3 separate regions of the Homo sapiens genome follow, and regions 2 and 3 are each linked to region 1. The links are chromatin contacts, found by Hi-C or POLR2A ChIA-PET in ENCODE. All regions are on one chromosome and are shown on one strand. Each heading gives the region's core, a stretch centred on a gene start or an enhancer-like site at or near the end of the contact. The rest is flanking DNA. Distances are from core to core; before and after follow the strand shown.

What was found. Hi-C counts contacts between places; a loop is a spot of excess contacts on that map. ChIA-PET counts read pairs that join two places held with the same protein, here RNA polymerase II (POLR2A). Pooled maps may share reads with other maps.
Region 2: a map of CD8-positive, alpha-beta T cell shows a loop between it and region 1 (8-fold over the local background). The contact joins the promoter of IL17D here to the promoter of ZDHHC20 in region 1. A Hi-C loop is called at or near these places in 4 of 168 maps with a recorded cell type or tissue (CD8-positive, alpha-beta T cell, ascending aorta and gastrocnemius medialis) and 10 of 50 pooled maps.
Region 3: a loop to region 1 is called in a pooled map, with 8 times the contacts of the local background. The contact joins the enhancer-like site here to the promoter of ZDHHC20 in region 1. A Hi-C loop is called at or near these places in 5 of 50 pooled maps. POLR2A ChIA-PET finds 5 or more read pairs at or near these places in 2 of 52 experiments (CD4-positive, alpha-beta T cell and CD4-positive, alpha-beta memory T cell).

Annotation. Positions count from the first base shown.
Region 1 is chr13:21,457,474-21,460,587 of GRCh38, reverse strand. ZDHHC20 (zDHHC palmitoyltransferase 20) reads left to right here and starts at 1,285. Exons shown (of 13, transcript NM_001330059.2): 1 at 1,285-1,534. The coding sequence starts at 1,417. LOC124903131 (a long non-coding RNA gene) reads right to left here and starts at 1,041. Exons shown (of 2, transcript XR_007063713.1): 1 at 409-1,041; 2 at 1-205. RefSeq lists a cis regulatory region at 1,044, an enhancer at 960-1,129 and a silencer at 993-1,372.
Region 2 is chr13:20,702,379-20,705,525 of GRCh38, reverse strand. IL17D (interleukin 17D) reads right to left here and starts at 1,827. Exons shown (of 2, transcript NM_001385224.1): 1 at 1,235-1,827. The coding sequence starts at 1,524. RefSeq lists silencers at 1,006-1,515, 1,806-1,945, 2,366-2,445.
Region 3 is chr13:20,475,085-20,478,526 of GRCh38, reverse strand. All of the region lies in intron 3 of CRYL1 (crystallin lambda 1), which reads left to right. Among named protein-coding and RNA genes, the nearest start is that of MIR4499, 43 kb to the right of the region's middle. RefSeq lists enhancers at 2,102-2,151, 2,222-2,421. Within about 2 kb of position 1,951, at least 9 of the 41 ENCODE cell types and tissues checked have a DNase peak (open chromatin) inside an H3K27ac peak, as active enhancers do; they include CD4-positive, alpha-beta T cell, where a contact is called at or near this core.

The DNA.
Region 1 (3,114 bases), core at 36-2,535:
TTTTACTACATTTCTCTGACACAGCAAAGGGTGACGTCTTCTTCATGGAGACTTTAGTGAGCAGTAGCTAATTTAAAGCTCAGTGTAGGCCGGTCGTGGTGGCTCACACCTGTAATCTCAGCACTTCTTTGGGAGGTGGAGGCGGAGAGGGGTTGGGATTCCTTGAGCCTTGGAGTTCAGGGCCAGCATGGCAACAGGGCGAAACCTAGTTTTTACAGAAAATACAAACATCAGCTGGGCATGGTGGCGGGCCTGTAGTCCCTGCTACTCTGCAGGCTGAAGCAGGAGGAGTGCTTTAGCAGGGAGGTCGAGGCTTAAATGAGCCCAGGTCGTGCCACTGCACTCCAGCTTGGGCGACAGAGCGAGAAGACCCTGTTTCAAAAAACAAACACAAAAATTCATTCTAACCAAAACTGAATGCTAGTAGCAGGAACTGGTATGAAGATTGCGGTCTGGAATCCCTTCTAATGCGTCTGACCTTGCATTGTGAAGTCTTCACAGTGATGCTTCTGGGTTCTATATGATTATCGTCATTGCTTAGCAACCTCTAGTTGTAAATAAATTCTTTAAATTTCCTTAGTCGTTTGCGGGGCAAGGAGAGGGTCATTTACATGCCCTTTCCTTCTCGCTACTCAATCTTAAATTTGGGTTACGAATCAAACTGATGGACCCTACATGGCTTCTACCCGAAATTACAGGTATCTACCGTTCCATCTTCAAGAAAGGGAGGGGTTCCGCCAAGATGGACGAACATAAAAATCACAGGAGGAGCCTTCTAACAATGTGCATTCTTCGCACACTGAGTGGGGAATGGCCTTGTCATGTTTGAAACAGTGCCCCAACTACTCAATGTCCCAGGAACCCCAGTGGAGCGAGTTCTGTACACAGAGAGGGCCAAGATCCACAAATCAGCTAAGGAATCATTTCCATAGTCTCCCTCCCCTATTGAGTCTCGATCCACAAAAGCTATCCCCTGTCCCTCTCATCCATCAAGGGCGTGTTTTTCGCCTCTCCTTCCCCGGCCTCCCGCGTCCGCCCAGCCTGTCCGCATCCAGCCCCGCCACGCCCCATGGGCGGTCCCGAGCTGCGGCCCCGCCCCCTCACCGCCTCCCCGGCCGCGGAAACCCCGCCCCAACGACGCGGAGACCGGGGGCGGCCCGCGGCCCGCGGCGGGCGGGCTGGCGGGGACGGACGCGGGGGGAGGGGGGCGACGGGATGTGGGGTGGGGGCGGGGCCTGGCTGGGCGCCGGGACGGGAGGAGTCCCGGCGGCGCCTCGGACTTTTGCTCCCACAAGTCCTGCCTCGGAGGCGGGGGAGCTGGACCAGCAGCCGCCTGGAGCGTCCGAGTCACCGTCGCCGGGGCTCCCGCGCTCCCCAGAACGGTGGGACGCGGGGCTCGGCAGCCGCCAGCGGAACATGGCGCCCTGGACGCTGTGGCGCTGCTGCCAGCGCGTCGTGGGCTGGGTGCCGGTGCTCTTCATCACCTTCGTGGTCGTCTGGTCCTACTACGCGTACGTGGTGGAGCTCTGCGTGTGTGAGTACCGTCCCCGGGGACTGCGGCGGGGCGCGGGCCGCGGCTAGGGCGCGAGATAGGCCTCTGCGCCCCACACCCGCCGCCTTTCTGGAGCCAGCGCCGGACGCCGGGCGTCCGGCCCCGAACGCGCTCGGAAGCGCCGAGGTTGCTGCACCCGCCGCTTTGTTCAATCCTGCGGCGCGGCCTTGGGGCGACCTGGGGCTCCTGAAGCCTTGCGGCGGCTTCCCGGGTGCAGGTCTGGCCCAGGGAGGCCCCAAGAGCTTCCTGGTTCCCGCCGACACCGGGGGTCTGCATCCTTCTGGGAAGGAACGTGCAGAACGGGAGTAGTCGAGCTTCTTAGAAGGTTTAGGTTGTGTTTGTGGCTTTTTTGGCTTTTGTTCATTTTTTTTAAAAAACCAAATCTGTTCCTTCTGGATTGTTTTTGTTCAAACTGCGCGAGAAGAAACGCCTGTTACCTGTAGAGCCGGCTGTGGCGGGTTGGGGGAAGGGAGGTGTGTCTTTTGGTGGCCTCGGGCTGGAGGCGGGTCAGACCTGGAGGACGAGTAAGCTCCCACTTTTGATTTTTGGTGGTACTCGACTCATTGTAAAATTCGTTTATTTCTACTCTGAATCCAGCCGGCTTTTGCAGAAGGTTAAGACAGAAAGAATGGGTGGGAGGAGACATAACCTGATTATTTTTTTCTTGGCTGATTATTAAGGAGGCTTATATTTCTTATACTCATATTTTGGCGTGTTAATTTTCGTTACTTCCATTTTCCTGATAAGTTCTTAGCACAAAATTCTCATCTGATTCCCTGGAAAAAAGGAGTAGCATTGCAGTATACTTCAAGGATTTAACCTACTGGCTTGAATTGGTTGCCTTTAAGATTGAAGGAAATTGGTTGTCATTAATCAAAAACACTGTTTAGGGGTGACTGCTACATTTGTGATATTGGGCAATTTCTCCAACATTGTTTTGTCTTAAGTAAATTGTTCTTAGGCTTTGAGTATGTGGGTATTTTACACTTAAACTGGCCTCAACTAGGGTGTTCTGTATACATCTGCTGCCTATATCAATTTTTTATGAAAACCTAGGACCAAATGGTAAGTGGTGTTTGTAAACGTTATTGTTATTCCAGAATGTTCTACTCTTAGTCCTTAGACTGAATCTACCATTTTATGAAGGACTGTTAAGTGTTCTTTGAATAACGAACCACATCAGCTAGAAACTAATGTTATGAATGAGAAGAATCTGTACCACCCACTCTTGAAAGTGGCAGAATCAAGACTTCAATTATGTTTGGATTTGTACAGCTTTCAACCAAGTATTTGGTTAAAACCCTAGTTCTATACATGGAAGAGAATGCTTTGGCTCAGAAAATTTATAAGTTTTGAAATTAAAACATCCAGTTTTAAAATTACTTTGTACCTATAGAACGTTTAATTTTGGGACGACTATCCCTGCAGGTAGGCCCAGAATAAATTAGTTGTGGAATACATTTCCAAATAATATTAATCTTTTCAATATCATTGTTTAGTCTCATGCTTTTGGATACCAGAATGTTTACTAAAAATGATGTTTGAGTCAATTAAAATTACTA
Region 2 (3,147 bases), core at 578-3,077, 760 kb after region 1:
ATGGGATCTCGCTATGTTTCCCAGGCTGGTCTCGAACTCCTGGACTTAAATCCTCCTGCCTCGGCCTCCCAAAGTGCTGGGATTCCAGGCGTGAGGGTGAAGCTCTGCACTGCTGACAAGGCGGGGATCCAGCTCCTGCACCTGTCTCCAGCCTTACATCGATGCCCACCCCACAGGCAAACACCTCGCCTACGCCCCCCCACCCCCACCGCCCCCGCTCGCCTTGTGGCTCTCCCCATTTTCCAAGCGCTTTGTTCCCGCTTGCTATCAGCTGTCCCTTCCCTCAGCACTGCCTTTGTAGGCGACTTGCTCTCCTCCATCAAGACTCAGCTCTTTCACGAAGCCTTTCTTGACCTCTGTGGCCCTGGGAGGCCTTGCCCCCTAGGGCAGCTCCTCCTGCTCCAGCTAGAGGGAAGACGGTCACAGGTGCCTGCTGAGGACACTGCGGCACCCTGCCTACACGCCCCCAACTTCTCCAGCCTTCCCCTTCTGCAGGCTGTCCCTTTCTTCTGAAATGACCTCTGTTCCAAGACCAAAATACTCTCGAAACTGTTCATGTCACTTCATGCACTGCCTGATGGTGTGGTTTCTTTCCCAATTATCCCCACTCCTTCCTTAGGCTATTAAACTAGAGGGGCTCAGAGGGCGCTTCCCAGGGCTCCACTCCAGCAGCCTCTGGACCACAGGGGCACTCAGGAAATATGTGGATAGTACCGCGCACCCCCCAGCAGCACCTCCCCGGGCCCCCTGTGCAGAGTACGGTCCACATCACTGTGTCCACATCACGGAAGGGTCCCCAGCTAGTGCCTTGCGGACCCATCCAACCTGGAGGAGATGAGGTGTTCAAGAGATACGTGTTGCATAGGAAATACTGGAGGGTAAAGAGAGGAAGCAGGACTCCTTCAAGGGAGGTGGTGGGGGTGGGCCTTCGCAGTTTAGGAATTGCCCCCCAGTGCTCCAACTGCCCCGCCCCACCCCGCCTCATCGCAGCGCCCCTCGCACCCCACCCCACCCTACCGTACCCTACCCTGTCTCGCCCCGCACCACCCCACCCCTACCTGCTCCGCCTCGCCCCGCGTGCCACGCCCCCTCCGCGTCGCCCCGCCCCAACCACCTCCCCTTCCCCGCCCCACCCTCCCCGCCTGCCCGGCCTCGGCCCGGCCCCACCCACTCTCCCCGCCCAGCCCTGCCCTCCCCACCTGCCGGGCCCCGCCAGGACGCGCCCGCGGCTCACCTGTAGGCCCAGGGCGACACGCTGCGCAGGTTGGTGGGCGGCCGGAAGCGGCGGTCGGCGGGCCTGCCCCCTGCCGGGCAGCTCGCGTTGCGCGCCTGCTCACGCGGCCCCAGCTGCAGCGTGTGGTGGAAGGCACTGAGCACGCCGGCCGCCAGGCGCCCGTACAGCTGCTCCAGTAGCTCCTCCGGCCGGTCCGCGCAGCCCCGCGGCCGCGCGGGGCGCCTGCCCGCCCTCGGGGCGCCCGCGGCCCAGCTCGGCGGCAGCGCCAGCAGGAAGCCGGCTACCAGCATCCAGACCTGAGGGACAGGCCACGCTCAGCGTCCGCACGCGCCGGAGGAGCCCGCCTGCGCCCCGCGCCCGTGTCCCGCCCGCGGCGCCCGGAGCCGGCGGGCGCCTCCCCTCGCCCCGCGGAGCCAGAGGCCGGCCCGGAGGATGGGAGCCGCGCGGGCGGGCCCCAGAGCGCCCTCCCCGCCTGCCCGCCGCCCGCGGGGTCCCCGGGGCCCAGCCCGGCGCCGGCCCGCGCGCCCCCGGCCCCCGCCGCCGCCGCCGCCCCGAGCCGGGGGCCGCACGGGGGGCGGGTGCGGGGCGCGCGTGCACGTGTGCGTGTGCCTGCCGGGTTGCTGCGCCGCGGGCTGCGAGTGCTTGTGACCCGCCGCACCCTCACCCCCGGGCGCGCCATCCCTGCTCCGCCGCCAGCGAGGGAGCCCCGGAGCCTAAGACGCCCGGACCCGCCGCCTCGCAGACCCACCCTTGCCCCTGCGCCTCGTCATCCGCCCGCCCCAGCCAGCCCGCGCAGGGTCCGCGGCCCGCTTTTCCGCGAGAAGCCCCCTGTGGTCTTTCCTCGTACCCGGGGACTCGGACCGAGAAGCCGACTGAGCGAGGTCGCCGCCCGGCCTCACGGACACAGAGCGACTCTGCACCTTTCGCCTCCAGGAGCTGAAAACATTTTGTCACTTGTGCAGTGTACTCACCAGTGCCCCCAACATCTTCTCCCCCGAAAGCGCTTTCAGATTCGCGCCGAGATGGGGCGACGCGGCGGCTCTTGAGCGGAATAACCCGAAGGGCCACGCAAACTGGGGCTTCCAGCCGCGAGCATGCGGCGGGGCGCCCAGGGCCTGGGGTCGCGCGCTCAGGGCCTGTGCTGCGCCACGCAGGAGGAGGAGAGGGCTGGCCCTGCCGGGCGCGGGTGCGGGCCCGACTGGCTGAAGGAGGAGTGGGGACTGGCTTGGAAGTCTCCGAAGCAGAAAAGTGGGGCCGACAGGATGGAATTGGGGGAGGCCGATTTTGGCTCAGAGAGATTTCTCTATTAAGGAAAGCAGTCCAAGAATAGGCCCCCTGGAAGAGGAATGCGCTCAAACCCAGAGGGATTCTCCTTAGAGCTACCTCTTGAGATTCTGTACTTCGAGGAAATTAGAGGTTTTTTTAAATCTCTATTTTTAATAAGGTGGGAGGAGGCTGTTGCTCCTTTCTCCTCAACAACATGAAATGATCCTGTGCCTCTATCCAACAACTCTACAACAAAGCACTGAATACTTCCCTGACTGGCACTTTCATGGCTGTTCATGGGCATCTCTTGGTCTATGACGACGATGTTGGAGAGTTCCTACTCCGTGATAACTCAGTTCTAAGTGCAAGCAGTCACGTGAAATGAGCCTGATAGTCTGCGAATGAAGAAACTAAAACGAACTATATTATATACTTCATAACACAAGACAACGTGCTCGTTTGTTCATTCTGCAAGTAAATGCTTAATGCTTCCTAGGTGGCAGGCTAAAGAATATGATCATTTTAAAGCAGTCATGCTTTGAAAATAAACAACCCATCCCAGCTGTAAGCTTTTTGAAAGTGTACAAAATATGTAATTGATGACTCCCTAAATGGTTTGCAGCTTTGGTATTTGACTGAATTGTAAA
Region 3 (3,442 bases), core at 702-3,201, 980 kb after region 1:
TCCAGCCTGGGTGATAGAGTAAGACCCTGTTTCAAAAACAAACAAACAAACCCAAATAAAAGAAAGACTGTACAGAGCTCTTTTGGAAGGATGATGTGGTATATTATAGTGCAAGTGAGAAAGTTGACTTCATGTTGATGATATAGTCAGTCTAGATGGAAACCAAATTGTCCCTTCTGCTTTAAAAGTTGTAGGTTGTTAAATTAATGCCCAAAGTCAAAATAAGCACATATCTAATAGAAACAATTTTATAAAGTCTGTTAAGTAGAAAATATAAATATAAGCTAAGAAAATACTTTTTGATCTTATCACTAGGTTAAAAACATGATAAGCCCATTCAAAAGTGGTCATGGCATACATATTTAATGCTTGGAAACTAGTAAACACTTTAGCAACTATAATATTTGCTTCTAGTCATTTTTTCTAGAGTATTTTACTTTCTGCTGTTAGCAATGGGAGATGGTTATTTATGAAGACTGTTGGATACTGTGTGCTACACAGAATACACCATGGAGCCTGCCCATATATATTTTTATATACATATATATATATATAACTACGTAATATATATATTATAAAATGATAATATATAATATACTGTAATATATACTATAATACATATGGTAGTATTTATAGTATAGTATTATATATTATCATATAATATATATTATACTATCTATATACTATAGTATATTATATTTTAGTATAATATATAATAGAATACATAATGGAATATTATATATTATCTATTATACAATTATATATTATCTAGTATACAAAATAATATATAATATAAAAATAATTTTTTAAAATTTATTATATATATTTTTAATATATTTTTAAAAATATTTTTATATATTTAATTTTAAACATTATTAAATGATAATATGTAATATTAAATACACCATGGAGCCTGCCTGTATATATACCTACTGTGTGTCAATCTCTTACTATGGGCCAGGTCCTGTGCCGCCCATTTTATGCAAAATGACCCACTTCAGTCCTCAGGACGCCCATGTAAAGTGGGTGCTAGTATTTATTCCATGCCATGCCCGCTCTCCAACCCCAATCATTGTTGCCTGCACACCTCAGGAATATTTTTGATTGTTTTACCTACTGCTATTTCTCCAACACCTAAAACAGTGCCTAGTTTATACAAATATTATATATATATATAAATTAATTACTTAAGATTTTTAGAGTCAAGGTCTTGCTCTGCTGCCCAGGTTGGAATGTAGCTGTGTGATCATAGCTCACTGACGTCTTGAACTCCTGGGCTCAAGCGATCCTCCCACCTCAGTCTCCCGAGTAGCTAGGACTACAGGCATGTGTCACCACACCCAGGTAATTATTTGTTGCTGTTTTTGAGACGGAGTCCCGCTCTGTCGCCCAGGCTGGAGCGCGGTGGCACGATCTTGGCTCACTGCAAGCTCTGCCTCCCGGGTTCATGCCATTCTCCTGCCTCAGCCTCCCGAGTAGCTGGGACTACAGGCGCCCGCCACCACGCCCGGCTAATTTTTTGTATTTTTCGTAGAGACGGGCTTTCACCATGTTAGCCAGGATGGTCTCGATCTCCTGACCTCGTGATCCACTCGCCTCGGCCTCCCAAAGTGCTGGGATTACAGGCGTGAGCCACCGCACCCGGCCTACACCCAGGTAATTTTTTAGTAGAGTCGAGGTCTCACTGTGTTGTCCAAGCTGGTCTTGAACTCCTGGGCCTAAACAATCCTCCAGCTTGGCCTCCCAAAGTGCTGGAATTGCAGGCATAAGCTACCTCGCCCTGCTGAGCCTGCGTTTTTAAGAGGTATGAGGCATAAGCGGGAATCTGGGAGCTTCATGTTAATGAAAAGTAAGGGACACCTGCAGAACTCGGTGCTGGCCCTGCTGCATGTTTTTCTTCCGGCTTGGGCTCCCTGCTGCTCACCTAGCGGTATCAGCACGCTGGGAGCATATCTGCTGACGCAGAGCTGCCTTGCTGTGTTTATTTTCATTTGAAAGTCAATATTCAAAGACTTGTTGCCCAGTAAGTCTGTTTGAACCACTGGGGGAAATCAAAAGGTTTCTTTCAAGGGGCGGCCTTTCACCTCTTATGGGTCTGGTTGACCTGTATCAGTCCCTGCTGCCCAGCAGAGACCTTCCTGCCTTTCGTTTTTCCTTTTTTTTTTTTTTTTTGAGATGGAGTTTTGCTCTGTCACCCAGGCTGTAGTGCAGTGGCGCGATCTTGGCTCACTGCAGCCTCTGCCTCCCGGGTTCCAGTGATTCTCTTGCCTCAGCCTCCTGGTAGCTGGGATTATAGGCACATGCCACCACTCCCAGCTAATTACCTTCCTGCCTTTCAGAGGCCCTGGCGTTCAGCAAGTATCGCATTGCACATTTGTGTGTGGGAAGACACCTGGGACACTGGAGTAGCTATTTCTGTTGTTTTGGCAGAGGAGGCTGCTACTGTGGTTTCCTCTGAGAGACCTACTGTGGTTTCCTTCCTTCCTGCCGCGTGCGCAGGACCTGCCCCGGAACTGCCGTGTGCGTGGGGCAGGTGACACAGGCCAGGATGAGGCTGTGGCCTTCCTGGAGCAAGTCCACTTTCCACTGACTGAGTACACTTACACAGCCTTCCTTTAACAGGCTCTCTGCCTGTGATTTGTGGATATGTCACCGGGACTCGTCCTGCGGCCTTTTGCTTCTTGCTTTGCTCGCGTTTGAAGGCACTTGCTATCTTGCCATCCTAGTTGGTAGGTGGTGGGTGGGAATCTTCCGCTGAAAGGGTCCCTGGTTTCTCTGAGCCTGGCCAGAGCCAGTTGCACAGCATCAGGTGATTCCCCTCTGTTCCCAAGGCCTCCTGAGGCTGATATGGCTCTTCTTTAGTCTTGGCCTATGACCCGCAGCTAATGGGAACTACTGTGCATCCATCCCTTACCATGGACCAGGTCCTGTGCCACACTCTTAACACAAAATGACCCACTTCAGTCCTCACGACACCCCCGTAAAGTGGGTGCTAGTATTTATTCCATGCCATACCCACTCTCCACCCCCAATCATTTTTGCCTGCACACCTCAGGAATATTTTTGATTGCTTTATCTACTGCTGTTTTTCCAGTACCTAAAACAGTGCCTGGCATGAGGCAGGAACTTAATAAACATTTGTTGATGACTGAATGGATTATCTGTTTAGAAATGACAGGATAAAGATCTCACCCCAGAGCCCAAAGGTGGAATCAGCCTTTGGGCCAGGTCGCTTGGACTCCAGCTGGAACCTGCATGCCTGCCACCCCTGCCAGGGAGGGAGAGACACGGGGTGTGATGGGGTCTGGGAATGCGGGGAGGCCCTCTTCCCGGTGCTCCTGAGGTGGCGGATGGCTCCCTCCTCCCTGTCCAGTTGTCTGCTCCTTCCCTGTCCCTGTAGCCTGGTGATGGCCATCCTGTCTGTGAGGCTGACTTCTGACTC